Linked DNA regions of Homo sapiens: region 2 is linked to region 1. Evidence: chromatin loops called from intact Hi-C (ENCODE). Cell type or tissue: prostate gland. All regions are shown on one strand.

Region 1 (8,000 bases):
CGTTCAGCGCGTCTGCCTCCGGCGCGCCGGGCGGGCGGGCGGGCGGCGCGGGCAGGGGCGGGCGCGGGCGCGGCGGGGCTGGGCCGGGGGGAGTGAGCGCGGCGCTCTCGCGCGCCCGGTGTCTCCCTCTCGCTGCCTCTGCAGAAACAGCTCCTGCCAGAGCGGCGCTCGGCGCGGCGCGGCGGGCCCGGAGCGGCGGCGGCGGCTCTTCCTGCCTCCGCGCCCAGGAGTTGCCGGCTCCCTTTGACAGCAGAGAGCCGGGCAGGGGCCTCAGGAGGACTCGCTGGGAGTGGGCAGAGGCGCCTCGGCCCCTGCCGGCCCAGGCGGGCCCCGCGCGCCCCCCGCCCCTCCTCTCCGCCTCTTCTCGCCCTGCCTCTCCCGATTTATTTTTTCAAATGGTGTAGCCGCCGGAGGTGCGGTGCTCAGTTCTTGGAAGGGGCCCGGATGTACTGAGGATGCGTTACAGTTTCACTCGAGGAGGCAGTAGTGGAAAGGAGCAGTTTTTGGGGTTTGATGCCATAATGGGAATCAGGTAATCGTCGGCGGGGAAGAAGAAACGCTGCAGACCACGGCTTCCTCGAATCTTGCGCGAAAGCCGCCGGCCTCGGAGGAGGGATTAATCCAGACCCGCCGGGGGGTGTTTTCACATTTCTTCCTCTTCGTGGCTGCTCCTCCTATTAAAACCATTTTTGGTCCATGGTCAATGAGAATACGAGGATGTACATTCCAGAGGAAAACCACCAAGGTAAGGCTGGACCCCGCCGCCTCGCCGGGGCTCCCTGCCTTTTCCACCGGGTTCCTGCCCTACCCGCGCTCCCCGCGGCCCCGGGGCCGGTCCCTGCGGAGTGGCCCGGGGCCGCGTCCGCGAGGGGCGCCTCCGCCTCGTCGGAGCGCCCGGGAGCCCGGCGGGACCGGGGCCCGAACCGCCGCGCGAGACGGAGCGGAAAATTCCCGCCCCTCCCCCTCCGGGCCCCAGCTTCTCCAGAGCATGTGTTTCCTGTGAAATTCCAGGCGAGGGGGGAAAAGTTCCCCAAGTGGCTGCCGCCGCCTCGCTTTCTCGCGTCCGCCTGGAGAGCCCGGCTGCCTGGCCAGCCGCGCGGGGGGCAGAGGGCGCCGGCGCCGCGGAGCCCAGAGGCCCGGGGTCCCTCGCCCGGCTCGGGGCGCGGCTGGGAGCGCGCGCGCGCGCACCCTGCGCCGGCAGAGCCCGGCGCCCACGGCCGCCCCTGGGGCGCCCTCGCGCTGCCCGGCGTCCACTCTCGTCCAGGCGCCCCTGCCCTGGGCGGCGCGCTCCAGGTGGCGGGTGGGGGCGGCGGTGCAGATGTGAAGCCCAGCGCGCCCCTCTGGTTCCCCCTCTGTAGGTCCCCTTCTTCCTCTCTCCCTCCCTCCTCCGCCGCTCACCTACACCCACCCACCTCTCCACTGCTGTTGACCCCGAGCGCGCCCACGCCGCGTGTGTTCTCATTCGCACCCACATGTGGGCTAGCACCTGAGGATGGAAGCGGCGAGGAGCCGGGCGGTGTGTGGGCTTTGCTGTTTCGTGTTTGAAGGAGATCATGAAAGGGTGTGCCTGGCTCACGCGGCTCCATACTATTGCCCAGTGTTTTCCGAGCATCTCCATCCTTGGCCGCGAGTGTCACCAGCTCCCCCTGTGATGGTGAAAGGCAGTCAGGTAACTCCCTACTTCCTGGAAACTTTCTCCCTCACCGCTCTCCCCCCATATTAACAAGTTGTTTTCTTGGACGTTGCTTAGCATTTAAGGTTTTGGGGACGGGGGGTGCAGACAGGGTGGTCCAGCGGGGCTTTCTGGCAACCTCCAGGCATGACATCTCTTTCTTCTCGCCACTGCTCTGTCTCTTTGGGTGTAGTCTCTCCCTTTTCTCTCCCAGTTCCCAGAGCCTCCCTGTTTGCACTCTTCCTCTTCTCTTCCCCTGAAAGCCTATCTGTCACTGCTGGTCTCTGTTCCTTCCCTGGGTTCTTCCCAGTGATCCTCTGAAGACCAGCCTGGTGGAAGGAGTTGTCTCCAGGTCTTTTTGTCCAGCTTTTTCCCTCTGTTTGCTCCCAGCTCCACCTTTTGGGGACAGGGCCTTCACTCTTTAGAGCCAGAAGCTGCCATCCAGCCTGCCTGGTCTCCATCTATCCTGAAACCGATTTTGGGGCCAGTCTTCTCTGCTTTCCAGCATGGGTGGCAGCTTGGGGATTGTGGCCTCCTTTGGAAGAAAGAATCTTGTCAAGGGTCATGGGTTCTAGGGTGAGCCAGAGCTTTGGGGTCACAAGGGCAGTATCCATGTTTGGATTTCTCTACTGTTGACCCCATCCCTCACCTGATCCCCTCTCCCTTCTGTAGCTGATGGGCTAGTGAATGGTTTAGGAGGGAAGGAGTGAGACACAAAAGAGGGTGGTATTTGTGAAGAGTGGGGATGCAAGATGACTCCCCTCCAGGTTCTGAGACTGCGTGCTTTACCCACCTCCTCAGTCTAAGCAGCATTGAAGAGGAGAGCTCTGTAGTATTGCCCTAAGTATCACTGTCAATGGCAATGTACTGTGGTAATAATAGTGATTATTCACCTTATTCACAGGATGATAATCTTAACTAGTTTACAAGGTCTCCTCTTAGTGCAGGATAAACCCCTTCTGAACCCATTTCCTTACTCTGGTTGTTTTCTTTGGCCCCTTTGCCTCTCAGCATCTCCCTGCTGTATGCTGGGAGCAGACATTAAAAGTAGGAGTGCCAACCCCAGAGAGGTTCCTGAGAAAGGTAGAGGGGAAGGGAGCAAGGGAGCCAGCGGCTGAGAGCTCTACCTTTCCAGCAACATGCCAGCAAACGCTATGGCAACCTGAATTCCAGTTCTCTCCCTTGAAGCTGCAGTGATTATATAATTCATGGGAGCAGTTTTGCCTCCATTTCTAGATGCGGTTCCCAGGTGGAAGAGCACCAAGATCCCTGTCTCCCCTCTACTCTCCATCTTCTCTTCTTTAGTTGGTTGGCATTGCCGAGGTTGTTGGGGTAGGAGAGGGGAGGAGGGTGGTGGAGGTGGGAAGGGCAGACCTAGAACAGAATGAATATTGACAAGGAAGAGGTTGCTGTGGCTAATCACTAAAGGGGGCGGGTGAGCCATCATAGGGGTTAGAGTTTCAGGAGACAGAAGAGGAGTCTAGGACTGCCTCAGAAGATCAGTAATGGTGACGAAACAAAGAGTCGAGAACCAAAAAAGTTGTCAGTGGCGGGGGCTGTGCATTCCTCTCTTCCCGACATGCTCTGAGATGTGGAATGCACCAGTCCTTGCTCCCTCACCTTTTCCGTGGAGTGTGTGCATGTGTGAGTGTGTGTGAGTGTGTGTGTGTGTGTGTGTGTGTGTGTGTGTGTGTGTGTGTTGAGGGTCGAACTGGAGACTGGAGGTCAGTGCCTGGGAACAGCCTGGAAGTTCATTGAAGGACCAGCTTCTGACCCTGGGTTTCAGGCTGGGGTGGCACACTCAAGCCTTGCCTCGCCTCTGGTGCCCTGTCTGCTCTGGGCCTGTGCCAGCCTCCCACTTTTCTGGGCCGATTTTCTATTGCAGGCTCCAGCTAGCAAATGAGTGTCTTAATAGTCAACCATTGAACAAATAAAACACCAGAATGTCCCTTATCTGCTAGAGACAAGGCAGAGGGGAGAAACATGTGTTTGGGGAGTGCAAGACACACTGTGCTTTTCTTTTAACTACTTAGCGATTCAGCAGAATAAGAATCACTGTAATAAGGTAATAATAATAATGATCACAGTTAACTTTCTTTACAAATGGTCAGAGAACAACATTGCTCGCACATCAGCTTGAGCAGGTTAAAGAAAGCTGTGGCAATAGCTTTGCTTTTTCTTGATCCTGCATGGAGAAAACTGGAGGAAAGGGGCTATTGGAGTTCATCATATTATTCCTACTATTGGTCAGGCACTTTTTAGTGTTTTAGAATATGACAATATATTAAAAAGAGTCAATTTTTCATTATTTCCATAGAATACACACTAACAGTATTTAAGTGTGTGTGTGTATACATACACACATGGAATAAGGAAAAGCTATTTTAAATAGATCACACGAGAGGCTAATGCCCTTCAGGGACCTGGGGTGTTGAGAGAGAAGTATTGATAATGCAGTCTCCTAAGACTGTTTAAAGATTTCTTCTTCATAGTAAAGGGAGACTTGTTCTTACAGGTAGATGCTGCAGGCACAGTGCTTTGTAAATGAAATGATGAGCCGTTAGCCCCGTGGGACCATCTCTCAGTCTTGGCAATGACCTAGGTCTCTTCAATTTGTTCTTCAAATAAAACTGCTTGAGTTGGGTTCTTCTGTAAGACCTATCAAAGGGATCCAAGGAGCATACTGACTGGAGATTTCGAGGCCCTGCTCATCTTGGGATCCCTGCTTCCTAGTACAGGCCGCTGCTCAGTCCAGGGCCTCGATGCAAGGCTGAACAAATAAATGTCTGCGTGAATGAATGAATGCGACCTGGCCAGACCTGCAGTAGATGTGGCTTCTGCCTCTTCCAGTAGGTGGCGCCACAGGGCTTAGGAGTCAGGAAAGGGGCTTCAGGGTCCGCCTGGTGATGAAAGGTGTAGGGGGAGTTTAGAGCTTGTGACCTGTTGGGGCTGTGCTGCTTCCATCAGGCCCACACCTGCCCCGGCACAGGTAACCCAAAAGACCAGTGTGTCTCCGTGCCGCCGCACACACTGGAGGCCCTCGCGGCATCACTGAGGGACCCAGGTCCCACAGTGACCTCTCCACCCTGTTGTAATGAGAACTCCTTTGGAGCCCACCCAGTCCGTCGCAGGCTCTTCCCACAGACGTCTGTTCCCTTCCAGCACAGACAGCATCCCGCCGAGCCTGGAGGAAGCCTTTTGGGTGAATCGCTGAACTTGGTATGGCCAGATGTTAATTTTCTCCCTGATTTTTCACTGATGGTTTAGTAACCAGAGGGCCCGGTGGTGCCCAAGCCCAGTGGAGCATGGGGTGACCTGAAGCATGGGATCTGGGAACCCAGACCTGTGCAGTCACAGAGCTTGCCAGCCAAAGGCAGGAGGACATTTTCCTAACTTTAATAGGGAAAAGAACACAAAAACAACTGGGTGCACTTCACAGTTGATTTCCGTTTATGAGTCTGCCTGGATCTCCTGCTGGGTAATGGCAGAAAAGCTCAGGAGACCCAGGTTAGGAAGTAACTGAGATTTGTTCTAATTTCCAGTGATGTTTTCCAGCGCCTGGCATTTTCTTTTCTATTCCTTTCTTCACTCGGTTTTCTTAGTTGTGTGGCAAGTTCCATGAGGTCTGAGAAGCCCTTGGCACTGTGCTAAGAAGGGGTGAGTGGCTGGCAGCACTTTCTTCCTTTTACAGTAATTCCTCCCGCCTGATACAGCAGCTGTTTGTTCTGTAGGAGGTACAGGTCAGCCGGCGTCATCTCACCTCTTCCTTGCTGGGACCCTGAAATCAGTGCTGAGCATTCAGATTTAGCAGACAATTTTATTTTCCAATATGGACTACAGAAAGCTGATAGACTGTTTGCGAAACACCTGGAGACTTAACAACAAGCCTAATTAACAAAATAATCACACTGATTTCATCTGTTTCTAGATTCCATCCTCACAGTTGCCTAGGTTAATGTTGGGCACTGTGGAGGAGAACAGAAGATTGGTTTTAAAAAAAAAGGCATGGGGAATTGTTTTGCAACATATCAGGTGCCAAATATTTAGGGACAGAAGTGCTAAACATTCTGATAATGAAATAACACTCTGAGCCATGGCTGTCATTATTAAAATAATTTAGTAAACACCTGTTTACATGTACCTCAAGGTTAGATACCACGTAAAACAAGTAAAAGTGACAGGATCCCTCGGGGAAAATGGAATGGAATGTTTTTCGGTGTCATTTCGAAGCCGGGTGTGTAGACTTAAACTGAACCCACTGCAGAAAAAGCAAAATGGAAGGCTGAAATAATGAATGCCATCATTTGAACTGAAACCTGGGCACTCCAGAAGAGCTCTTCTCTGTGTTTTAATTCCTAGATGGGGTGCTTATTTGCTCAAGACCAGGCTTTCCTGAGCCTGTGTAGACACGGGCCTGGAGCAGGTAGACAGACCCTCTTGGTTTCTATAGTTGAGGCACCCCTGGAGGCAGCTGTTTATCATGGCAGGAAGGGAAGTGGATGCATTCTCTACTGCCCCCTTTCCCCTGCCGAATTCAGGCAGGACCCGCGCAGGTCCCTGGAGAACCTTGCTTCAGTGCTAGCTGTGTGTACCGTGTGGGCAGGACCCCAGCTGGGAGATGGGGAGCCCAGGATGACCCCACAGAAAAGCAGAGCTGTGAGATGGCTGGAGCCTCCGAGAGCTGAGATGCAGAAGGTGAGGGGAAGCCAGAGGAGCCCCAACTCCCTAGGGTGTCTGGGAGGGTTTGGGGAACAAGGTCATCAGGGTAGTCAGTTACTCCTTGTGGAGCTGAACTGAATTTAAGTTGGGATTGTAGGGACTGTAGGAGAGAAGTTTGGGCCTGGAGCTCAGGAGTCGGACCGAGGTTGAAAATAGACCCTTCCTTCCCTGGAAGCCGAGGGAACTAGAGGAAGGGTTCATCTGGCTGAAGCAGAGGGTGAGGAAAGCGGGGGTTAACTGGCAAGAAACCCAAACCTCTCAGCCCCTCCCCTCCCCAAAACCCCACAGAACAGTTCTCTGCAAAACACCTTCACTTTAAAATGGGCTTCTTGTGCTATACCCTGTGTGTATAGGGGGCAAGGGGCTAGGCTCTGGTTCGTTAAAGGGTTTGTCAAACATAGAATAAATGTAATGTCTCTTTGGGAATTTACTTTCTAGGATCAGGACATTTTATGGGTAAAGGAACCTTAGAGACAATCCTCATTTCCAGTTGAGAAAACAGAGGCCCCTAAAGGTTCATGGAGGCAGGGATGTAACTAAATACAAGGTCTTCAGTCTCTTCATCCTCCTGCCTGTACCACACTTGGTGCTGGCCCCCTGAGAGAGCATTGTTAGTGCTTCTGGCTAAATTTTGCTTGGTAGATCTTTCAACCTCTCTATTCTTCCTCCCCCTGCCTCCACCTTTGTACTGCCTTAAAATAATTTCTGCGATGTTAGATTTAGGAATGGAGTTGGAAGGGTGGGGTGGGGGAAATCTATCATTGGAAAGGTTTAAAAACACTTTCTTAGGCTACAGAGTAGAAGTTCATACATGTCCACAAGAAACTCCTGCAAAATTCAGATCACGATTTTGTCTGCAAACAGATCTGCCTCTAAGCCTTTTTTATTTGCTCACTTCCTCTCGGCCCCAATCTAGGCTTGTTTCAGCCCCTTTGCGAGAGTGGGATGGGGATGGGAAGCCGGGCTGTGCTGTGGGACTTCCCTGGTGAGCTGCTGGGATTCTTCATGGACCAGCTGGCATTACCAGTAGCTGGGGTATAGACACACAGATCAGCCCCAGGGTAGAGACTGTGAGACAGGCTGCCACAGACTCCACCTGAGCTGGGCGACCAAGGGCGTCTTTCTGCTCCCATGTCAGGGTTGGTCTCCTAGGACCCCCGGCCTACTCCCAGGAGACATTCCCAGCAGTGGTGGTAGACTCAGCCCATGGAAGAGAATCACTAGGACCTGCCTCTGACATTCCCATCTTCCTTGAAGTGTTCATTGGCTGACTTGTTTCATACTCTTTCAAGTCATCTCTGAGAAACTGGAAGGCCTCTGAGGCTGACTCGGTCTAGCTTGAAGACGGAGGCATGAGCCAGGCTCATGCTTAGAGATGTGGCTTTTGAGTTCCCTGGAGGAAGCCATCATTTCAGAACATAGTGTTGTGATAATTTCATGAAATATTCAAGCTGCCAATTTGCCAACAGGGGTTTCTTTTAATACACTCGGCTACACTTGGTGTTGCCCACTTGAACCTAGCTAAAAGGAAAATAAAATAATCTTGTCTCCTGTCCTTTAGAGAACCAAGCCAAAATCTAGACAGTGAATGAATGTTCTTCTCCATATT
Region 2 (8,000 bases), 330 kb after region 1:
AATGGAGGAAGGGAGGTTAGATCAGGCTTCCAAGAGTCCTTGAAGTTCCTGAAATTATATATAAAATGTGAATGTGTGTCAGGCATTTGTCAGGAGCTAAAAGGCCATTGCCTGTGATTCTCAGAGGTCCCTGAACCAAAGGCTAAGGGCCACCAAGTGAGATGCTCCCCAAGGATCCATCTTCCTCTTCCCGATTATGATTTTAGAACTTCCAAACCTAACGTGTGTTGTCAGCTCAGACAAACTCAGCATTCAGGTTGTAGAGACAGATGATGGATACTCGGTCAGAAATGCCCTATAAATTAGCTGCTTTAAAAGTATTGACCAAGTAGCCTTCCAGGAAAGTTCCCCAGATATGGTGGTTCTGGTGTTCCCACCTCATCTGCAACAGCCCTGGGAAGCCTGGCTCCTTGCCTCCAGGTTTTCCTCGATGTAAGGCCCTCCACCCCAGGACACTGTAGCAATCCTGGGGCTAACCCTGAAGACCATTTCCACTATTGGGCAGCCTTGGTGGTTTCCTTGTCGTAGAGAACTAACCCAGTTTCCCCAGACTGGCTACCTTCTCATCATCTCACCATCTCTAGCTTTCACTCAGATAGAATGATCTCAGAGCAATCGGCAGCATTTCTCATTTGGAATTTTACTAACAAATTAATAATAATGACTTTGACTATGGGGATGCTTAAGAAAATCTCCCAGTCCTTGGAGGTATCCTGGGAGAAGATAGAAACAACTCTGAGAATCAGAACATCTGGGAGGATTCTGCAGATGGATCCCAGGGACAGCCCAACAATCAGAGGGCCCTCCTTCAAAGCAAGTGCTGCCTCCAGCCTGGGGCAGACCCATCCCTCTCTGTGTCATTTGTTTTCCCAAACATTCCCTTCTTAAACTGGGGTTCATGAAGTCTATAGATGGAATTCCAGAGGGTTTATGAACTTGGAGAATAACTGGATCTTTATTATCACAGGCTTCTAGCCGAAATTTCTCACGGTATTCCTTCGCAAGTATAGACAACACACCACAATAGCATTAGCAGTTTCTGTTACTTTGTCCACCATTAGAAACCATGGATATTTTCTTATCACGTTAAGATGGTTGCAAATATCTCAAAAATATTGTTTGCTTTCAATACTACTTCAAAATTCTGGTAATCCACTAGATTTTGTTATTTAACATATTATCAAAGAAGCATGCATATTTGTGTATTACAAAATTGTCTTTAAATATTTTTGATATCTATATTTCAACATAACTGGCTTTATTTGCAATCCTTTATTTCCATTTAAGAACATTATTCTGAGAAGGACCTACAGCCATCATGAGAACCACCAAAGGCAGCCACAGCACAAGAAGCTTACAGACTTCTCTAAATTGGCAATTCACATTTCAATCCTGTGCTGCTTGTGTCTGAATCATATCATAGGGGGAGCTCTGAGCTTATGTGAACATCGAGGCTGTGAGAGACAGAAAGGAGAGATGTAGGAGCCAACCTTGTGTGTGCTGAGATTCGAAACCAGTCATATATCCCATAAGCAAATGTTCCTGAACTGGCAAATCCCAGAATGTATTTTGCCCTGGGCACCCTTTACCTCCTCATTAAATAAGAAAATAACCCATGAGTATTTGAAAGGAACTTGCATCGATGTGGAACTGACTGACTTAGAATAGAGCTCATCCGAGATCTTGAGATGGGCTTATTGACACAACCGCCTTTCAGCTGTTCTTGAGAGTCCCACAGGATGGGGAAAGCCTTGGTATTAGTCACTGGGATCAGAGCTGGGAAGCTGCTTAGCTCTGGGCTCAGCAGGCTGGACCAAGGCCACTTGTAGGTAAGAGAGGCAGTGTTCCCTAATGCACTCTAGATCAGCTGGAACTAGTTTGTAATCCTGGATTCAAGTCCCAGCACTATCATTAATGAACTGTGTGATCCAGGCAAGTGGTTTATCAGCCTTCTCTTCCATAAAATGGGGTGCTGTGCTGTGTAGGTGTGCCTGGCTTGTAAGCACTAAACGAGTGTAGCTATTACTATGATCATATGCAAGCAGCACCTGTAGCATTTGGAAGGCTCAGGAAAAGAAGGGTGGGTGGGAGCAAAGGCAAACAAGAGCAGTGGAGACTAAAGCGGGTTGTCTCGTGGCGATGCTTAACCTAGGGGCCTGGAATTTCCCCCTTTGCCTGGTCTTACTGTCATTGGAATAATCGTAACCACTCCTGGGTGGTAAGAGATCAGCAACATAGCTGTAGTTCGTTGGGTGGCAGGAATGTGCCCTTTGTCCTTGGTTTCTAAGTAATGATGTCTTCATGTCCGGTTGAGCGAGGGGTCAGCTTCAACCCTACGATAAACCAGTGGAGTTATAAATGGAAAGCCTGAATTCCCAGACAGAGGAGGCGATCCAATGAGACAGCAGAGTAAGTAGGGAATTTTCACTGCCTCGTCTGCAATGATAATGTGAATAGCAATAATAATCATCCTAAGAAAGGATTTTGTCTCAGAGCCAAGGCAAGGAAAAGAGCCTTTTCCCATGCCTTGCTGGGGAGAGCTGAACACTCAAACCACGTCAAAATAGAAGGAACCAAAAATACAGTGAAGTACCCTTTGCCCCAGTGAGAAGCCAGTGCAAGACAACGCCCTGCAGAATGGGCCAGAGGGCAGAAGAAGAGGCCAGGGCCCAGTCCTGAATTTGTCTGTTGGTTCTCACTTCCTCCTTTAATCATTTCAGAAGAGCTGTTAATGAGCAGGAAATCTAATTGATTAGCATTTCATCCTGGCTTCCCTTTCTGCCAAAGGTGCTAATGAGCAGGGAAATCACAGATCCTCCGGGTGCAAGGTACTTGAGAGGTTGTGAATGCATTTGCCACCCCTACATGGAGAACCTCATCTGAACCTCAGCAAACTGATAAGGACCACTCTGATTTTTAAAACCCTCCAGACAAGCTGCCTTCCTTCTGTGGATCACACACCACCCAGGTTAGCAGCAGTGCCACCAGAAACACTGTTGCACTCAAGTTTTCTCGCAGGTGACTCATCTGCATGCTCCTTGGCGGAGAATCGCGGGTTACTGTACTGTCTTTGTGTAAGAGTTCTTCATATTCTCGAAGATGTTTGTTACATCTTGTTTCTACTGTCTTTCCTCCAGGTTACACATTGTGCGTCTTTCACCCTTTCTGTGCAAGTTGTTCTTTCTGACCCTAATCACCTTATGTTGTTGGATCTTACTCCAAGTTCATCTACTTTGGTCGTGGATTCGGAACTGAGCCTAGAGTCCATGAAGGACTCTAGCAAGAATGAGCACAATTAGAGGTCTCCTGGCACCCTGTTGTTGTCTCCTTTTTTTCTTTCTAACAAAAGCCCATGGTCAGTCTCTCCAGTTCATGACTCTTTTTCAACCCCAGCCTCCCTTTCTCCGTTTGTGTACATGCCCTATTTTTCTTTTCCTGGTAGACAACCCTGCACTTTTCCTTCTCTGAGCAGCAACAGTGAAAGGGAAGGGAGGTGGAGGGAGAGTAAGCCACATGGGCAACCTGCAACCTGGGTCTCCAGCCTCTTGCAGTCTTGGTCCTCACCGTGGCATAGTATAGTACCAGTAGAGGCACTGCAGGGACAGATGAACTCCATAGCAAGGCATTGCAAGAGGCCTTTGGAGAAATTCCTTTGCAATTTGAGCAAAGCCCACTCCTTGGCTTAGCAAATCTTTTTACTTTTTGGTCTGCTAGAATTTACTGCATGCGTAGTTATCCAGAAGGTACGTCTCTGTCCCATTCGGCTTTATTAGACGCCATCTGGAAAGGGGCTGGGAGTGGTCAGCCTCAGGGAGGGGAGCCAACTGACCGTGAAAGGAGGGAGATGAGAGCGAAGTAAGCATAGTGCTCGCTCCCCAAGGATTGAAACTGCCTGCCCCGAGCTGAAGACTTACAAAGACGTAGTCCAGATTCCCAGAGAAAATGAGGCTTTATACCCATAACAAGTTGTAATTTGAGTCACCGGGGAAGTTAAGAAAGTGAAAACATGAGCAAATGCCAGTGTGATGGAATCAGAGTCTCCATGCTGGAAGAGACTTCAGAGGGATCTGCTTGAGCTCCCTGGCTTTATAGACAGGAAGACCGGCCCCCTCAGATGCACACAGCCAGGTACTGCACGGCCGGGCCAGAGGCTTTTCTGATGCCTGCCTCCCTCTCCCGGCAACGGAACCTCATCACCTAGTTCTGATAGGAAAAAAAAAAAATGAGGTGATCAGAAAACAACTTCCTCAACTTTCTCAGTCTCCACCAGCAACTAAAATTGTTCCTGTATCCCCCTCACCTTATCCACTTAGCACCCCTACACCCAAGGGCAGCTAGGACCCGCTGCTGTCTCTCCATGACCTCCCTCCCTCTGTAGCCTTAGGTAGGCCCCTGGCAGCTTTTGCCTGGAAATTTGCAACAGTCTCTTGACGGGTCCCCCTGCCTCCCTCCATTCTTAGTTCACCTGTCACTCTGTGGCTGCCTCACCCATCTAAGAAGCAAACCTGGTAAAATTGCTTCTGTTTAAAAGTCTTGAAATCCTGCAATGGCCTCAGTGGCCCCTAGGATAACTATAAACTCCTTAACATGGGCTACAAATAGGTGGTTTTCACCCCTGGGTGTATATTAGAATCACCTGGGATCTTTTTAAAATTACCCGTGCCTGGGTCTCACCCGTAGTGACTCCATAGAGTGGGCCTGGGTGGGGCCAGTGGTGTCCTACAGCTGGAACCAGCCCCAGCGACTCAGGAGAGGCCATCGCTTCCAGGAATCTTATGAGTGGGTTGTTAAATGACCATTATTAAAAATTATACAAACTTGTAAGTAAGTACATTATGTTAAAAACAAAGGTAATACATACTCAAAAGTCAGGTTTGCCTGATGCCTTTACTACCTTTCGAGGTAATTTCTATTGATTGTATCTGCTGGGTGGAAATACTATATAATGGTGTGCTACTACACATCTCCTCCCAACTCTGCAGTCAGTGACATCCCATTGGTAGCTTGAAATTGACCATGGCATGAGTATTTACATCATAGAAATTGGCAAATGCTACAAATCAGCCCCTGCCCCCCAACAAGTCATTAAACACTGATATCACTGGCTGCGGCTCAGGTATTTACATGATTTTTTTAAAGCTCCTCCGGTTGATTCTGATGAGCAGCAGAGTTGAGAAGCACCAGCCAGGATCTGACTCTTTCTGCCTCTTGAGCAAGCCTCATCTCTTAGAAAAACTCTCCTCTTCCCCCCAACTTTCTTCAGTCCTGCCACACACAACCAACTGCAGTGGCCCAAACACGAGTGCCATGTTATTTCTCATTCTGTGTTTTTACTCCTAGACACACTGATTCTTCTGCCTGGAATGCCTGTCACTTCCTTGTCTGCCTGGCAAGCACCTGTTCATCTTCCAAAACTCAGCTCAGTACTTTGTCCTGTGTGAGCTCTTCCTATACCTCCTCCCCACACAGGTTCACCACTCTGCCTCTGTGACCTGTATGTCTTCTCATTAAAGGGCTTTTAGAATTTTATGGTGCTTTCTGATTATGTGTCTCTATCTCCACCCCCATTAGACACTAAGCACCCGAGGGCAAGGGCGTGCCCTGTTTCTCTGCATCCCAGCAGGGAGTGCAGCACCAGCATAGTAGATGCTCAGTCCGTGTTTACTGGATGGATAAATGAGCTAAACCAGGTTTCCTGACTCCTGGGGCAGCCTTCTTGCCACCCCAGTCCTCCACCTGACCCAGCCTTTCTAAAGGCAGGAAGAGTAAATTACTGCCATTCCTGTGATGGACCACATTCTGAGCTTGCTGCTGCTAGACGTGGTGTGAAGATGGTTCTCACAGCTCTTTTAACAATAAGACTTTTTAAACTGACTTTAGTTATTCCAGGTTTAGAATTCTGTCCATTCATTATTCATTCAATAACATGCCAACATTATTCCAGGCCTAGAGATGCAGTGGTGTGCAAGGCAGGGGAGGGCACTTTCTTCAGAGCACTTTCAGTTAGGAGGTGACTCAGATGATTAAAGAAGCAATGACTGGCCGGGTGCAGTGGCTCATGCCTGTAATCTCAGCACTTTAGGAGGCCAAGGTGGGTGCATCATTTGAGGTCAGGAGTTCGAGACCAGCCTGGCCAACTTGCTGAAATCTCGGCTCTACTGAAAATACAAAAATTAGTCAGGCGTGGTGGCAGGCGCCTGTAATCCCAGCCATCCAGGAGGCTGACACAGGAGAATCGCTTGAAACCGGGAGGCAGGGGTTGCAGTGAGCCGAGATTGCACCACGGCACTCCAGCCTGGGCGACAGATCAAGACTCCATCTCAAAAAGAAAGAAAGAAAGAAAGAAAGCAATGACTAATAAGTGAACTAAGAGCGAAAGAAAGAAAGAAAGAAAGAAAGCAATGACTAATAATGAACTAAGAGCTATAGCATAGAAAATGCTAGGTTCCATCCAGGGTTAGCTCCTAGTCTGTGGGGTTTCATGAAGGCTCCCCAGAGTAGGTGGAGCCAAGGGCTGACACCTGAGGCAAAGAGGAAGGTGGAAAGCTGTTCCCTGCAACTGGAAGATCCTGTGAAAGGGCTCCAGGGCCAGAGAGAGCTCAGCAGCTGCAAGGAACAGAAAGAAGTTGCCACAAAGCCTGTGAGGAGTGACAGCAGAGGGGCGAGGGCAGGAGGGGCTTTGGAAGCCATTTTCAGGAGTCTGGATTCTATCCTAGGAGCAGTGAAACCCCACTGAGGCATAAAACCAGGGAGCCCCCTTACCAGATCTGTACTAAGAGAACTTGCCCAGATCAGTGGCCCAGGAGAGATGAAACTAGAGAGCAGGAGACCAAGCCTTGAGTAGGGAAGAGGCTGCTGCAATGGATAGAAGGGAGGGGTTTCAGAAGCAGAATCATGTCTCACTTATATGTGGAATCTAAAGAAATGAAACTCATAGAAGCAGAGAGTAGAAAGGTAGTTGCCAGGGGCTGGGGGGCTGGGGAAAATGGATTTGGGTCAAAGTATACAGAGTTTCTGTTGTAAAATGAGTAAGTTCTAGAAAACAAATGTGCAGCATGGTAACTATAATTAATAAAAATATACACTTGAAATTTGCTCAGGAAGTAGGTCTTATGTGTTCCCACCACATACACACACAATTTGCTATGTGTGGTGGGCACATGTAAGACTATGGTGACTATGAGGTGATGGATTAGTTGATCACCTTGGTTGTGGTAAGCACTTCATAGTGTATACCAATGTCAATCTTACATCTCAATAATATGCAGTTGTTATTTGTCAATTATACCTTAATAAAGCTGGGGAAAAATAAGAGCAGAATCATGGAACATCATGACTGGATTTGATGATGGAGGTGAGGGAAGTATGAAGAATCTGAGAGAGGTAGGGAGAGCTGATCAGTTCATGGTTCATGTTGGGTTTGTGGAGTTTGCAGTGCCTATGACGTATCCAAGTGTAGTTGATCAGTTCATGGTCCATGTTGGGTTTGTGGAGTTGGCAGTGTCTGTGACATGTCTAAGTGCAGTTGATCAGTTCGTGGTTCATCTTTGGGTTTGTGGAGTTGACAGTGCCTATGACATATCCAAGTGCAGTTGACCAGTTCATGGTTCATCTTTGGGCTTGTGGAGTTGGCAGTGTCTGTGGCACATCCAAGTGCAGTTGATCAGTTCATGGTCCATGTTGGGTTTGTGGAGTTGGCAGTGTCTATGACATATCCGAGTGCAGTTGTCTAGGAGTCACTTAGAAATTCAGTTCTGGAAATTTGAGGAGAGATGTGGGAGAGAAATGTAGATTGGGGTCATCAGTGTATGATAACTGAAACTATAGGAGCAAGGGTCATTCATTGTCTAGGAAGAATGACTAGGGTAGGAGGAGAATAGGACATCACATTTAATCAATGACCAGCGTAGACAGAGCTAGTAGCAGCAATGAGATGAGTGACTAGAGAGGTAGAGAGAAAACCAGGAAAGTGTGGAGTCATGGAAGCTAAGGAAGATGGT

What was found. A loop is a pair of places that touch in the nucleus more often than their neighbours do. Peaks named below come from ENCODE experiments on the same cell type or tissue, not always from the same donor. Only the 100,000 strongest peaks of a DNase experiment are listed, where the experiment ranks them.
Region 2: a loop joins it to region 1, with 2.2 times the contacts of the local background. A loop is called at or near these places in 6 of 110 quality-filtered maps.

Annotation. Positions count from the first base shown.
Region 1 is chr12:2,052,867-2,060,866 of GRCh38, forward strand. CACNA1C (calcium voltage-gated channel subunit alpha1 C) reads left to right here and starts at 121. Exons shown (of 47, transcript NM_000719.7): 1 at 121-745. The coding sequence starts at 697. In prostate gland, CTCF peaks have their summits at 192 and 4,533 (motif pointing right); DNase peaks (open chromatin) are centred at 175, 1,635 and 4,555; H3K4me3 peaks cover 2,024 bases; H3K27ac peaks cover 2,991 bases.
Region 2 is chr12:2,381,163-2,389,162 of GRCh38, forward strand. All of the region lies in intron 3 of CACNA1C (calcium voltage-gated channel subunit alpha1 C), which reads left to right. Among named protein-coding and RNA genes, the nearest start is that of CACNA1C-IT3, 120 kb to the left of the region's middle. RefSeq lists an enhancer at 6,105-6,214. In prostate gland, no CTCF peak of the experiment used is centred here; no DNase peak of the experiment used is centred here; H3K27ac peaks cover 1,477 bases.